Regions from separate parts of the Homo sapiens genome. Here all the other regions are linked to region 1. A link is a contact called in ENCODE Hi-C data. All regions are on one chromosome and are shown on one strand. Each heading gives the region's core, a stretch centred on a gene start or an enhancer-like site at or near the end of the contact. The rest is flanking DNA. Distances are from core to core; before and after follow the strand shown. Region 1 holds the start of SREK1IP1 (SREK1 interacting protein 1). Region 2 holds the start of BTF3-DT (BTF3 divergent transcript). Region 3 holds the start of PTCD2 (pentatricopeptide repeat domain 2). Region 4 holds the start of UTP15 (UTP15 small subunit processome component).

Region 1 (3,196 bases), core at 676-3,175:
AAATTACTTGATTTCTTTGTCCCTCAGTGTCCTCATCTGTAAAATGGGAATATTAATACTCATTTCACAGTGCAGTTGTGAATATTAAATGAGATAGAATACAATGTTTGATATAGTATCTGACATATTTGACTTATAAATATTAGTCAATATTAGCTACAGTTACTATCTACTTAATTTCTCACTTACCTCCCATTTGTATTTGAGTTCTATCCACAGAAAACATCTTTCATTCTGACATATTTGACACATAAATATTAGTCAATATTAGCTACAGCTACTACCTCTGTACTTAATTTCTCACTTATCTCCCATCTGTATTTGAGTTCCATCCATAGAAAACATCTTTCATTTCCTCTTTTCACATATTTCCTCTTCCTTTACGTATCCAGTTCCTCCGACTGCAGTCTCCTCTCCCTTCAAGCCACCCCTCCTACAATTCAGATCTCCTCCTAAGTGCTACCTCCTTTGGAAAGTCCTTCTGCCCATCCTGTATGTGTTTGGTGCCCTTACTTTGTGCTAAGGTCTTGTATTTTCCTTGCCATGGCACTTGTCCCACTTTCTGTAAATTTCTCTCTCTTCACTGCTAAATTCTAAGTTCTGTGTGAAGCGTAACCATGTCTACCTTGCTCACCACTGTATTTCCAATGCCCAGTACCAGTGCCTGGCACACAGTAGGCTTAATAAAGAGTGTACATTTCCTCTCTCACAGCTCCAGATGTACTCCTCCGCAAACTTCAGTTAGTACAAAAGCACAGTGTTCCAATAACAGCTATCTGTAGAAGGAGGTTCAAAAAGGCTGCCACAGAATAAAGAACCTGGTCAAATAATACTGGGAAGTGCAGGTTTAAACAAAGTTAGGGTTCTGAACCATAGTAATTCTATAGTTCATAGTAATTCTATAGCAATTCATAGTATTCTATTCTAATAGAATAGAATCTTTTCTATTACTAAAGTGCGCTGGGAATTTCCAAGTTGGGAGGTGGGGTGGAGAAGTGTGTATTTCTGAAAATGTCTCCTGCAATCAGTGTTCTGCAGTGGCAAAGCTGGTTTGAGGAGATGCTTTCCGCTACTAGAACTTCCAAGTAAGCTGGTAGTTGAGGACGAGAAAATCTTTTAAGTAATTATTCTGCAGAGTTCACCGTTTTTAGGTCAGTAACTTCTGGACATAGAATTTGAGAGTTAGAAGAAATCTTATATATAATTCAACAAAGCTCCTTCTTTTTATAAGGAAACTGAGGCCCAGAAGCACAAAGCGACCAATCTATGGCCACGGAGCAGCTACATACAACAGGAAGAGCTAGGAGTAGAACCCGCACACCCGGTGGGTCCTAGCGACTTCTAAGACAAACGATGCCTCCGGTTACCTGGGTCGGCCAAGTGTTCCCACTTCAAGTTTTAGTTTTAAGCCATACCACAGTTAAGGTAGTTTTTCTCGGCCGCTTGCCCCCTTAGGCCTACAGTTACAGTCTCTCCCTCCTCCCTCCCTTCCACAATACACTTTCCCTGTAATCCCAAGCAGCTGGGGCTTGGCTCCTGGGGGGAAGATAGTTATTTTCTTTCCTTCAGAGTTTATGTTTGGAGTGTAAACTTTTTCATGTAAACAAAACAAACCTGTGAATTTTAAGGCCTCCGCCTAAATCCCCATGGGCGCTGCTCCGTACACGCCGCACCCTACCCTACCCTCCCTTGCGCTCCCTTCGGAGCTCGGACGCAGAGGCCCTGTAATTGCTCCTTACCTGGGACTGCCATGACGGTGGTAAGAGGGGTAACTCGAGCCTCTGGCTTTCGAAAAGGCGCTTGCTTCCCGCCAGCTGTGAGAACAAGGCACAGTCAAAGCGGCGTTTTCCTTCCCCCAGCGCAGCAGCACCCTCGCTACGGTCGGGAAGGGCCTGTACGCCTCTAGCGACGGCAGAACCAGTAGATGCGGATGCAGTTTCCGGACGAGTCATATTGCAGAAGACACATGGTCCGAACCATTACTGATAGTTTTGGAGGGGGAGTTAGTTTGATCTGCACACGAGAGTAGTGTAAACACCGCCAACACTTATGAAGTGTCCCTTCTAATATTGTAATACAAATAACATAAATAACATTAAGCTATGGTAACTTTACGGACTTTTCTCGTTCCCTGGAGTACATTGGAATAACCCTTCTCAGGGTTAGCGGTGCTCGGGTCCGGTAACAACATGGCGGCGTCCGTGAGGGGCTCCTTTGGGCAGGGGTAGTGTTTGGTGTCCCTGTCTTGCGTGATATTGACAAACTGAAGCTTTCCTGCACCACTGGACTTAAGGAAGAGTGTACTCGTAGGCGGACAGCTTTAGTGGCCGGCCGGCCGCTCTCATCCCCCGTAAGGAGCAGAGTCCTTTGTACTGACCAAGATGAGCAACATCTACATCCAGGAGCCTCCCACGAATGGGAAGGTGAGAGCCTCATCTAGGGAACTTGGGGTCCTGGGATCCCCAAAGTGAGATTTCCCGGATTTGGGGTGGGGAGTGGGTTTCAGGATCTCGTGGTAGGAAGAGACCACGAGAAGTGTTGTCTTTACTCCTGCATGTGGACAATGTTGCATCGAAACACTGATGTTGGTACTTTTCAGGATGTACTTGAAGAAGTCAAGTGGAGATTTCTCTACCTACCAGCATTCCGGTCCTATTTAATGCTTTAACCCAACTCATGCAGCCGATTTCTGGGGTCTTAGGTTTTTAAACAGACATTTTTGAGTTTGATATATTCTTTGCTTAACTAAGGTCATTCATTCTCCATTTCTTCTACAATCATTAATTGAACGCCTGCGAGGCACTGGGCACTGTACTAGGCGCCGGAGATACAAAGATGGATGGGTAAGGTAGTTGTTTTCCCGGAAAAGCTTATAGTTTAGTTTGTGAGACAGACAGGTAAACAAAAGCCTGTATGTCTGATAAGCGTGCTTGTGGAGAAGAGACCAGGTTGCTATGGCGGTACTGAGTAGTGAACAACTGGGGAAGTTAGGAAAAGCCTCATGGAAAAGATATCTTTTGAGCTGGTTTTAAAACCTGAGATGACTGTCAGTCAGAGAAAGTGGGAAATGGGGACTATTACCACATTAGAATGGGGAAAGGTTTCTCTGATTGATTTGATGGCTAATGTATGCCAATTCCCATCCAAGATGTTTGTATGCTGTACAAGGCAGAAGAGTCTGTTGTGGAATAAGTGT
Region 2 (3,184 bases), core at 378-2,877, 8.7 Mb after region 1:
GGAAAATTAAAAAGTCATAAGCCAGGGAAAGTGGTGCACACCTGTAGTTTCAGCTTCTCAAGTGGCTGAGACTGAAGGATCCTTTGAGCGCAGGAGTTTGAGCCCAGCCTAAGCAACAAAGTGAGACCCCATCTCTTTTAATTTTTTTAAAGTTTTATATTTTTTAAAAAAATTATAAAAATAAAATTAGCAGCATCCCTGGTTTCAAAAAGTAGAAATAAATAAATAAATAAAAGTAGCTCACAATATTTCCTGAAAACAGGTGTATTAAAAGGGCAGAGGAGAGGGAAGGCAAAGAAAAAGAAAAAAAAGGTGGCAGGTTACATACATACAATCTTGTCTCTATAAAAGCTCAGAAAACATCACGTGACTAGGAAGTTTCAAATGCCTCCAATATAACATGGAGGAGAGGAAAAAAACTGTTCCTGGACAAAGATACACATTTCTTCCAAAAGGGGGAGTCTTTCTATATATTTTGTAATATCTCCAGAGCACAGCATAATGTTGGTACTGCCATTTTGGCCTTTGTCATTAGGAAGGTAACCCACATAAGCCTAACTACAAACACCCTTACCTGTACTAAAACTTCACTCATATTTAACTGAAGCAACATTGTTTTTTGTAAATATAACTGTAACAATTATTCTAAAAGGCAATACAGCTGTCCTCACCAGTTATGTTCTTGAGACATCAGTTGCAACAAACTTATATGTAAAAAGTATTCAAAAAGTTTAAACATTGATCTTAACTGGAGAGGGGTCTGCACTTGAACAAGTTTTCTTGCTACACACATTGCATTCTAAGATTTCGGACTCACTTTTGAATATGCAAAGACATTTCATGGTTAAGACCACAAAAAGGCTGATCAGAGAACATTTTTATTTAAATTGCCATTTTAAATATCAGTCGTTTTATCTTAAAGCTTGTCCTGGGTTTAACAAAGTTTAACTCACATCCACGCGTTGTCTCTCCAAACACAGCAGGCAGAAATTCTCCTTTGATTGGATTAAGATAGATAAAGTCTGCTTAACCGTGAATCGCTAATTGTCAAATCCATGCCAATTCGGTACCTAGGAGTCAATTTTTTTGCCTGATAAACAAGATAATTGTGTGGACCGTTTTAAGGTGGTTAGTCATCTGCTAAATTGGCTGAAATGCGGATTACCCAGTTCCTTCGTCGTACAGAGTTGCATTCTGAGGAGTGGGGCTCGGGGATACAGCCCCCAGAAATTCTGAACCTCGGTCCCGCAATCTACCACACCACCTAACCTTGGAAGGCCAAACTAACTTCACTATTTTTGACAAAATGCTTTGGTAATGGCTCATTCGGGCCGAGAGGGAAATTCTGCAATTCTCCAACCCACACCTCCAGCAAGGGGAGAGCTGCTTGAGTGGTGAGCACAAGCTGGGCACCTCCGGCGTCTCCAGGAAACGTGAATAGGCCCTTTCTTCGGAGGGCACAGAACTTCAGGATCAGGGCCCAATGGAGACTGAGCGGACTTAACCCTAACTGTGCACAGGACCGCGCTCTCCGACCCCTTTGTGGCCTCTCCCAGAGGTACGGGCTGCGCCCCAAGCCAGCAGTCTCTCGTAGGGCCTACAGCCGGCAGCCGCTGGAGCAGGAGGAGGAGAATAGGGACTCGCTGGACCATCACAAACGCTGTCGCGCGTGCGCAGGGAGGAACCGAGTTCGCGGCGAAGTCAGTTTCCTGACTCTTGAAGGAAGTGGCCTTGTGTCACTTCCGGCCTCCCTTTAGCTGCCATCTTGCGTCCCCGCGTGTGTGCGCCTAATCTCAGGTGGTCCACCCGAGACCCCTTGAGCACCAACCCTAGTCCCCCGCGCGGCCCCTTATTCGCTCCGACAAGGTACAAAAAGGCTCTGGACGGCGGCGTGGTAGGAGGACGGGAGCGGGGGCGGGAAGTTCCCTGAAGGAGCGAGACAGGGAGGGACAGGGCAGAGGAGGAGAGGAAGGCGATGCGACGGACAGGCGCACCCGCTCAGGCTGACTCTCGGGGGCGAGGTCGAGCCAGGGGCGGCTGCCCTGGGGGCGAGGCGACGCTGTCTCAACCTCCACCTCGCGGCGGAACCCGAGGACAGGAGCCTCAGGTACCGCGAGGCTTGCGGAGAGTGGCCGGGCCGGGCAGGCCCTGGCTAGGCCGAGGCCAGGCCAGGGCCAGGGGTGGGGGGTGCTGGCCAGGCGTGGGGTAGAGCCTTTCATCCGGGCCTGCCAAGAGCGGGGAGCTGTGGGGGAGTGGTGGGGAGGCGGGTGCTCTTTGGGCTCCCTGGAAACCCAAATTTGGAGCTTTGCGGGGTGGATTTGGGATCCAGGTTTCGGCCTGTGTAGGACGTTTATTTTCCTGCTGGTATCTTGGGAAATAACGAGCATGGAATGCTAGAGTGAGCTAAACCTATCCTTGCTGAGGATTTCCTCTTTTTCTAGATGAAAGAAACAATCATGAACCAGGAAAAACTCGCCAAACTGCAGGCACAAGTGCGCATTGGTGGGAAAGTAAGTTTTAATAGTTCGGGTTTGTGGGTTTTTTTTTTAAGGTTTAGGTATTTTAAAAAACATATTCCTTTTGCGCTTCTTATATTATCGGTGACAAACTTTGCCTATCGAGGGAAATTCACGGAGCTAGCAAATCTCGAGGAGCGGGGGAGACGAGGGTTGGAGACACATCAGTGAGACGAGCTAAAAACATCGCCTTTGTGTAAACATGTTTGTGTTTTCAGTGTTACAGAGTGTAAGTAGAACACAAAAGTGTTTCCTAATTTAATTAGTAAGGAAAATGTGTCATTTCAGTTAGATCGTTGTGCACATCATACCCTTGACTTGTTTTGGCCTGAGTTTTCTAAAGTCAGTGCTTGTTTGTCTCTCTTGTAAATTGAGACCTTTCTGTACTGCTTTCTGAACTAAATATTCTTTAGGGTAGTTGCATATTTCAAGGGTATTTGAAGATACGGGTACATTTTGGAGTTTAAGAGCAGTGACTATTAGATTTGAAAATATAACCCAAGTAGGTATCTTTCCTGTTCTGACTTTGTATTACTGTAAAAATGAGGGAATTAAAGTGACTGATTTTTAAATGATCAGTTTTTGATTAATTGTTTTTTTCCTGGTGGATACTGATTCACATCAAGGGGATTCTTTTTTGAAGCTGATTTTTAGATTGTCCTGTAATT
Region 3 (2,787 bases), core at 1-2,500, 7.6 Mb after region 1:
GAGTGTGATTATTGCATTTTTATCAAATATGTCTGTCTGGATTATGTGGTTAGAATCACTGCAAATTTGGCTTCTATAAATACTTTAAAACTTTTTTCCAATGTTTTCATTATCAGATCCACTATGCAGGCTTTGAGTGGGCTGCCATTTAGTTCAGATATCAAAGTATTTTACAAGTAACTAATAGCATTTATTATCTACACGTGGAAAACTATAGCAAAGAAAGGTCAATCAAAAGTTGTGCTCTAGGTCATCAGATAAAATGAGATTAATACTGAAAAATTCTTCCACGAAGACCAGGGGTCCAGCTAAATGTGTGGTGGTGGGAAAAATGTTTATCTGACGTCCCTCTAAAGAAACCTCAGATGGGAGAAAAATGTCCCAGCCCCAGGAATGGACACATTTAGGTTTTTCCTTTTTTTTTTTTTTTTTTTTTTTTGAGACAGGGTCTCGCTCTGTTGCCCAGGCTGGAGTGTAGTGGCGCGATCTCTGCTCACTGCAACCTCCGCCTCCCGAGTTCAAGCGATTATCCTGCCTCAGCCCCCCGAGTAGCTGGGATTACAGGCGCGCGCCACCAGGCCCAGATAATTTCTTTGTATTTTTTAGTAGAGATGGGGTTTCGCCCTGTTGGCCAGGCTGGTCTCGAACTCCTGGCGATCCGCCCGCCTCGCGTTCCCAAAGTGCTGGGACCACAGGCGTGGGCCACCGCGCCCGGCGCACATTTGGGTTTTTCGTGGTCAGCAAAAGCACGACCACCCCAACACATAAATCTGGCGAATCATACGCAAATTCCCTCATGCTATATAACCTTCCACTGCTCTTCGTACCTTTGGACAGGAACATACTGTTATTTTAGGGAAGGAAATGGATCAGATACCTTGTCTCCTTCTTCTGCACTACCAAACACCCCAAATGGCGTCCCTAGCAATCAGATTCCAGAAACGTTTCCTCTCCTCTTGAAAGCCCACCGCTCCCTTCACCCAAAAAACAGAATAATCAGGGGCCTAATGAAGCTGTCCGGCCAACCTGCAGGAGAGAGCTGAGGAAGAACCACTTGCCGCGCCAGGAGCATCCCGCGCCGCACTATGGAGGCAGCCATCTTGGAGCGTACCAAAAGGAACAGCCAACGGGTTACGGACAGAGGAAGGGGCGGGGTTACAGCTCGACCTCTCGGGGCGCCCAGAATTGGACGAATCCCTTTTGTCGCTCTCGACGACAGGACCGACGCTCCGCCTCCTCGCCCCGGTTCCAGTAGTTGGTATGGTCCGAGACAGTATGGCTGCTGCATTTCGGCCCTCGAATCGAGTTCTCCTGCAGGCGCTGCAGATTTTGGTGTATCCTGGGGTGGGAGGCTCCGGCTCTGTCAGCTGCCGCTGCCCTCTCGGAGGTATCCGCGGCTTTAGCCTAGGGAAGGAGGGGAGGGATGGGAGAGAAGGGAGTGTTAGATCCCAGCTAGCATCTCTGTGGAGCAGCCACAGCTCCTAAGTCACTCACTGGCCTGGAGCGCACCCTCGCCCTCTAGTTGCACGTGGGTGCAGTGGTGACCACTGGGGGTCGTGGATACCCCCAGTGCCTGCAAATCGAAGGACTGCTGGGGTATTGACCTTGGGGCTGTAGTGCTCCCTCAGATGGGGCGACGTTCGTCTTCAGGAACATCCCTCCCGCCTTGGGTGACTTTTATTTATTTATTTATTTATTTTTGAGACGAAGTCTTGCTCTGTCGCCCAAGCTGGAGTGCGGTGGCGCGATCTCGGCTCACTGCAGCCTCCGCCTCCCGGGTTCAAGCGATTCTCCTGCCTCAGCTTTCCGAGTAGTTGGGACTACAGGCGTGCGCCACCACGCCCGGGTAATTTTTTGTATTTTTAGTAGAGACGGGTTTCACTATGTTGGCCAGGCTGGTTTCGAACTCCTGACCTCGTGGTCCACCCGCCTCGGCCTCCCAAAGTGCTGGGATTATAGGAGTGAGCCACCGCGCCCGGCCTTTTTCTTTTCTGCAGAGTTTGGAAGCAGAGGTCTTATGGAGTCTCAGTTCTGCTAACAATCTAAAAGACTTAACGGCACGTTTCTTCATTTTTCAAAACTATCCTCTAACATCTCTATGAAGAGAGTTAAATCTGAAGATGCTAGTGAGTGATAGTAAAAATGTTTGTCAGGCATTACTTTAATGTAGTTTACATACATTAATTCCTTTTCTCTAGACAACACCCAGCAAGAGAAGTACCATTCTTTTCTCCATTTACAGAGGAGGAACAAGGTTAAGTAATTTGCCCAAAGTCAGAGGGAACTGTTAGAGGTGGGATTTGAACACACCCAACAATAGAAACCTGCTCCTAACCACTTCACTGGACTGCCTTTCTGTAAATAAATAGCAACTTTTATTGTTACCTTGTTACTGCAGCTCACAGAACTCTGTTAGTGCGTGATTCTTCGGCCACGCTTGGTCCGTTTTATCTCATGCACAGCCAAGGATCCTAAAGAAAGGATGATGTTTCCCAAATCTACTAAGCTGTGATCAATGATTTCCATGTATCTCAAATGTATTTTGAGTCCACATCTGAGAGGCCTTAACCCCCTCATTTCACAGAGGACAAAACTGGGAGTTCCAGTGGTCATGCTGCAGCTTTTTCCACTACACTGTGCTTCTCCCTGGATAAACCAAAACTAAATATGCCTGTTTTGCATTTAAATGTTATTAGTTTTTTTTTTAAATGCCCTTGATACCCTTAACCGATGGCAAATGCCCATTTGTACTTCAAATCCCAACTTCCTGTCAACCAGTCCCCACAC
Region 4 (3,199 bases), core at 693-3,192, 8.8 Mb after region 1:
GGAATTGGAATTAAAAGAAAAATGCATTAGGATCGCAGTGGAGCAAGGGTCGCGAAACCATACATTTACAGATAACCACCTTCTACAATTTTAAAAACATTTTCAAAGATTAGTCTTTATAACAATCCTTTGAGTAGGCAGGTCAGGTAATCATATGTCCACCTAGGAGGGGTAAAAAAGGAAGCTCATGAATTATGAGGGCTTACTCAGCTCTTCTGACTCCATCACTCTGACCATTAAAATGAGGCAGCCCTAAACAAAGCCAAAATCTCCACGAGAGAGTTGAATAAATAACACATAGTATAGTAAGGAAAAAAAAAAAAAGCAGGAAGTAAGAAGGTTAATACATTTGGGCAAAAAGAAGGAAACCAGAAAAGAAAATTAGTTCAGTGATTCAAAGGGAGATGGATGTGCAATGCATTAGTCCATGCGTCTTAAAAGGGACTGGACAATGTGAACTGTGTTTCCTGAGGGAAGAACCATCTCCCCCTTTCTCCTATCCAGCGGTTGGCTAAGTGCAACTCCCCTAAGCTCTCTGAGCACCCTGCATGTATCTGTATTTTAGCATTCACCATCCTTTTGACAATTTCCATTTAAATAACAGCTAAATTGAAAACTCCCCTAGGATGGGGACCACTCTTACTAATTTTTGCACACAGAACAGTACTTGGTCCTACCAGGTGCTCCATAAATGTTTTCTGATCTTAACTTTAACAATTTTTTCCATATTCTTTTCTATTTCTAACATTTGCTGATTAGACCTGGCTTTCCACTCCCAACATCGCTACTAACTAGCTGGCCACTCCTGGACAAATAAATAATACAAGTTTTCTGAAATTCATCTATTATAAAAAGGTGTTGAAATAGGCCTTTCTAATATTCTTTCCAGCTCTAAACAGCTTCCATGTTACAAATCAGGGTTTATAGATGGAATTACAGGTCTTCGAGAGGAGAATAGCAAATGTGCTTAGGCGAAGGGGGTGGGTGGAAAATGAACGCTTATCTTGGCACAGCAGTTTAACGAGAGGAGAAGCAAAGTTGATTGGTAGGCCAAAATTTTGAAGAACAGGAGAGGGAGGCGGGGGTGAGGGGAGTGGGGTAACAGGACTTAGAAGAGGTGGTGGTGAGAAAAAGGGGGTAAGGCAATCGATAGCTAGGTTCACCTCGATCTGTCAGAGCCCAGGGATGAAGGGATAGAGAGTCTACGGAGATAAAGTGGGCAGCTATGCTAGTTCCTGTGGATGCTAATAACAGGAGCCCCTCGTTTCTTCCTGATCCTGGAATTATTCTACAAGGAGAGGAAGGTGCTATGAAAATAAATGATGCCTCACAGGCGACAGGTGTCCCAGCGTCCCGAGACAGGAGCCCGCTGTCTCCCGCTGGAGGGGAGACTCTTGCAGGAAAGAAAGTCCGTTCTGTCGCCACCGGCCAGCTGTGCCCGAAAAGTCCCAGGAAGAAACTCTCGCTCATCCGCGGCGAGCGGATCCCGGGCACAGGGGCTGGAGGCCGACCCGGTGAGAGTGCAAGGTCTCGCGACCACCGACGACAGCAGACAGCGAGTCGGGCCTTCCCATCTGAGGCCAGCTTCAGTACAGGCCTCCAAGCCCGGGCTTGTTTTGGCCGCGACGTCACTTCCGATTTCTTCTTTCGCCTTCTGGCTAAAAAACGTTCCGCAGCAATGCAGCTGAAACTTTCGGGTTTTCTTTTTTTTGTCCCTCTCTCCTTTTTTTTAATATTTTTGTTTTTGCCGCCTTTACGCTCCGAGGCCCATCCTGCCGGAGTACTACACAGACAGGGTCATTTCAGTTGACGGTTCTGGGTCACCAGAGCAGAGGAAGCCCCAATTTCGCCCTCCGGTCACACCTCCTACTCCAGATCGCCCCGCCCACCTGACCCGCCTCTGCGCCGCCGGGCTGCGTGAGTCTCATGAGCGTGCTCTGGTACGTCATCTTCGCGCGACGTTCGGTTCGCTGTGTGTGTCGCCGGCTCCTTGAGGGTCCATGTGATTTTTACGCCAGTGCTGCTGAACTGTGCAGGGTAGGGAGCTGGCACAGTCCGATTAATTGTCCTTGGGTCGAGGTGTCTCGTCGGACCCTTTGGGGCTCAGTGGAGGTAGGTGAAGGCGGCTCCCATTGAGGGAAGCCCACACTCACACCCGGCCTTCCTGTGTTAATCTGGCATGCTCTTCTGGGGCTTCCCAGGCTATATAGGAGAGTGGCCAAATTCTTTAACCGGCTCAAGTTCCCCTCAATTAAGCTTCGACCTAGGTTCTTCTCTGCGATTACACCCTTTCCTGTCCACCGTTGTTAGTTCCCGGAGTAATCAGCAACTCTCCAAGGCAATGGACACATTTCCATCTTTGCCTTTGCTTACGAGGCTCCCTCAGGTGAAGTGAACCTAATGGAGTTTTAAAATATTTGGGAGATAAAATCAGCAGATCTTGTTAACTATTTGGATGTTAGGAGTGAGGAAGAAAAGGACACGTCAAGGCTGAGTCTAGGTTAATATCTGGTGCCAGTCACCAGCCAAAATGGAGTATATTGGAGTAAGCAAAGGCACAGACCATGTCTTTATTTCATTCACCATTATAGCCCCAGTGCCTAGAGCAGTGTCCTGCACATTGGTAGGTACTTTAATGAACAGAAGAGTGTTCCCAAAGACCAGTGAAATACAATCATTGGTCATTGTATTTCATTAAAGCACCTTTTAAATATATGTTACACCTATTTATCGTGGTGTTACTAATGTAAAGTTTTCAGGCTTTTTGGAATAGATGATGAGCAGCACCTCTGGAATCATTTACCTGATAACATTGAATCTCTTTTGCAATTGAGTCGTTCTGGAAAAATGTTTTGGCTTGATTGCATGTTATTTAAAAGTTTTATCCTATTCTGCCACTTTAGTGTTGAATTTAATTTCAGGACTGCTTTATTACAGTTTTCTTTCCTACTGTTTAAACCTTTTAAAGTAAATTTAATTTTAAGCTTCTACATTAGAATATTAGCTTTGTGTTTCTTACTTCTTGGCATTTTTAGGCTTTCAGGAAATCAAATCCGTAACTATAATTGTTATAGATTAAATGTCATCTTAAACTTGGTTTCAGGAAACTTGTATTTGCAGTTTCACCTTAATATTTCCTGTTGCCAAAAAATGGACACTCAAAGCCAGCATGATCCTTTTTGGTTTGGCTACTGTAAGG

What was found. Hi-C counts contacts between places; a loop is a spot of excess contacts on that map. Pooled maps may share reads with other maps.
Region 2: a loop to region 1 is called in a pooled map, with 4 times the contacts of the local background. The contact joins the promoter of BTF3-DT here to the promoter of SREK1IP1 in region 1. A Hi-C loop is called at or near these places in 4 of 50 pooled maps.
Region 3: a loop to region 1 is called in a pooled map, with 21 times the contacts of the local background. The contact joins the promoter of PTCD2 here to the promoter of SREK1IP1 in region 1. A Hi-C loop is called at or near these places in 4 of 50 pooled maps.
Region 4: a loop to region 1 is called in a pooled map, with 4 times the contacts of the local background. The contact joins the promoter of UTP15 here to the promoter of SREK1IP1 in region 1. A Hi-C loop is called at or near these places in 2 of 50 pooled maps.

The regions. Positions count from the first base shown.
Region 1 is chr5:64,766,766-64,769,961 of GRCh38, forward strand. It overlaps SREK1IP1 (SREK1 interacting protein 1), which reads right to left and starts at 1,926. Exons shown (of 5, transcript NM_173829.4): 1 at 1,740-1,926. The coding sequence starts at 1,752. CWC27 (CWC27 spliceosome associated cyclophilin) reads left to right here and starts at 2,165. Exons shown (of 14, transcript NM_005869.4): 1 at 2,165-2,423. The coding sequence starts at 2,382. LOC124900985 (a long non-coding RNA gene) reads right to left here and starts at 1,731. Exons shown (of 4, transcript XR_007058787.1): 1 at 190-1,731. RefSeq lists enhancers at 1,210-1,936, 1,308-2,507, 1,659-1,748, 1,899-2,218, 1,937-2,661 and a silencer at 1,677-1,971.
Region 2 is chr5:73,496,693-73,499,876 of GRCh38, forward strand. It overlaps BTF3-DT (BTF3 divergent transcript), which reads right to left and starts at 1,628. Exons shown (of 1, transcript NR_186388.1): 1 at 861-1,628. BTF3 (basic transcription factor 3) reads left to right here and starts at 1,750. Exons shown (of 6, transcript NM_001037637.2): 1 at 1,750-2,107; 2 at 2,442-2,510. The coding sequence starts at 1,976. RefSeq lists enhancers at 1,585-1,644, 1,675-1,974, 1,738-2,548 and a silencer at 2,185-2,234.
Region 3 is chr5:72,319,123-72,321,909 of GRCh38, forward strand. PTCD2 (pentatricopeptide repeat domain 2) reads left to right here and starts at 1,251. Exons shown (of 10, transcript NM_024754.5): 1 at 1,251-1,387. The coding sequence starts at 1,261. MRPS27 (mitochondrial ribosomal protein S27) reads right to left here and starts at 1,118. Exons shown (of 11, transcript NM_015084.3): 1 at 1,027-1,118. The coding sequence starts at 1,099. RefSeq lists enhancers at 169-710, 711-1,251, 850-1,179, 1,240-1,449.
Region 4 is chr5:73,563,801-73,566,999 of GRCh38, forward strand. UTP15 (UTP15 small subunit processome component) reads left to right here and starts at 1,943. Exons shown (of 13, transcript NM_032175.4): 1 at 1,943-2,112. ANKRA2 (ankyrin repeat family A member 2) reads right to left here and starts at 1,839. Exons shown (of 9, transcript NM_023039.5): 1 at 1,332-1,839. RefSeq lists enhancers at 1,099-1,653, 1,233-1,282, 1,303-1,512, 1,523-2,082, 1,654-2,208.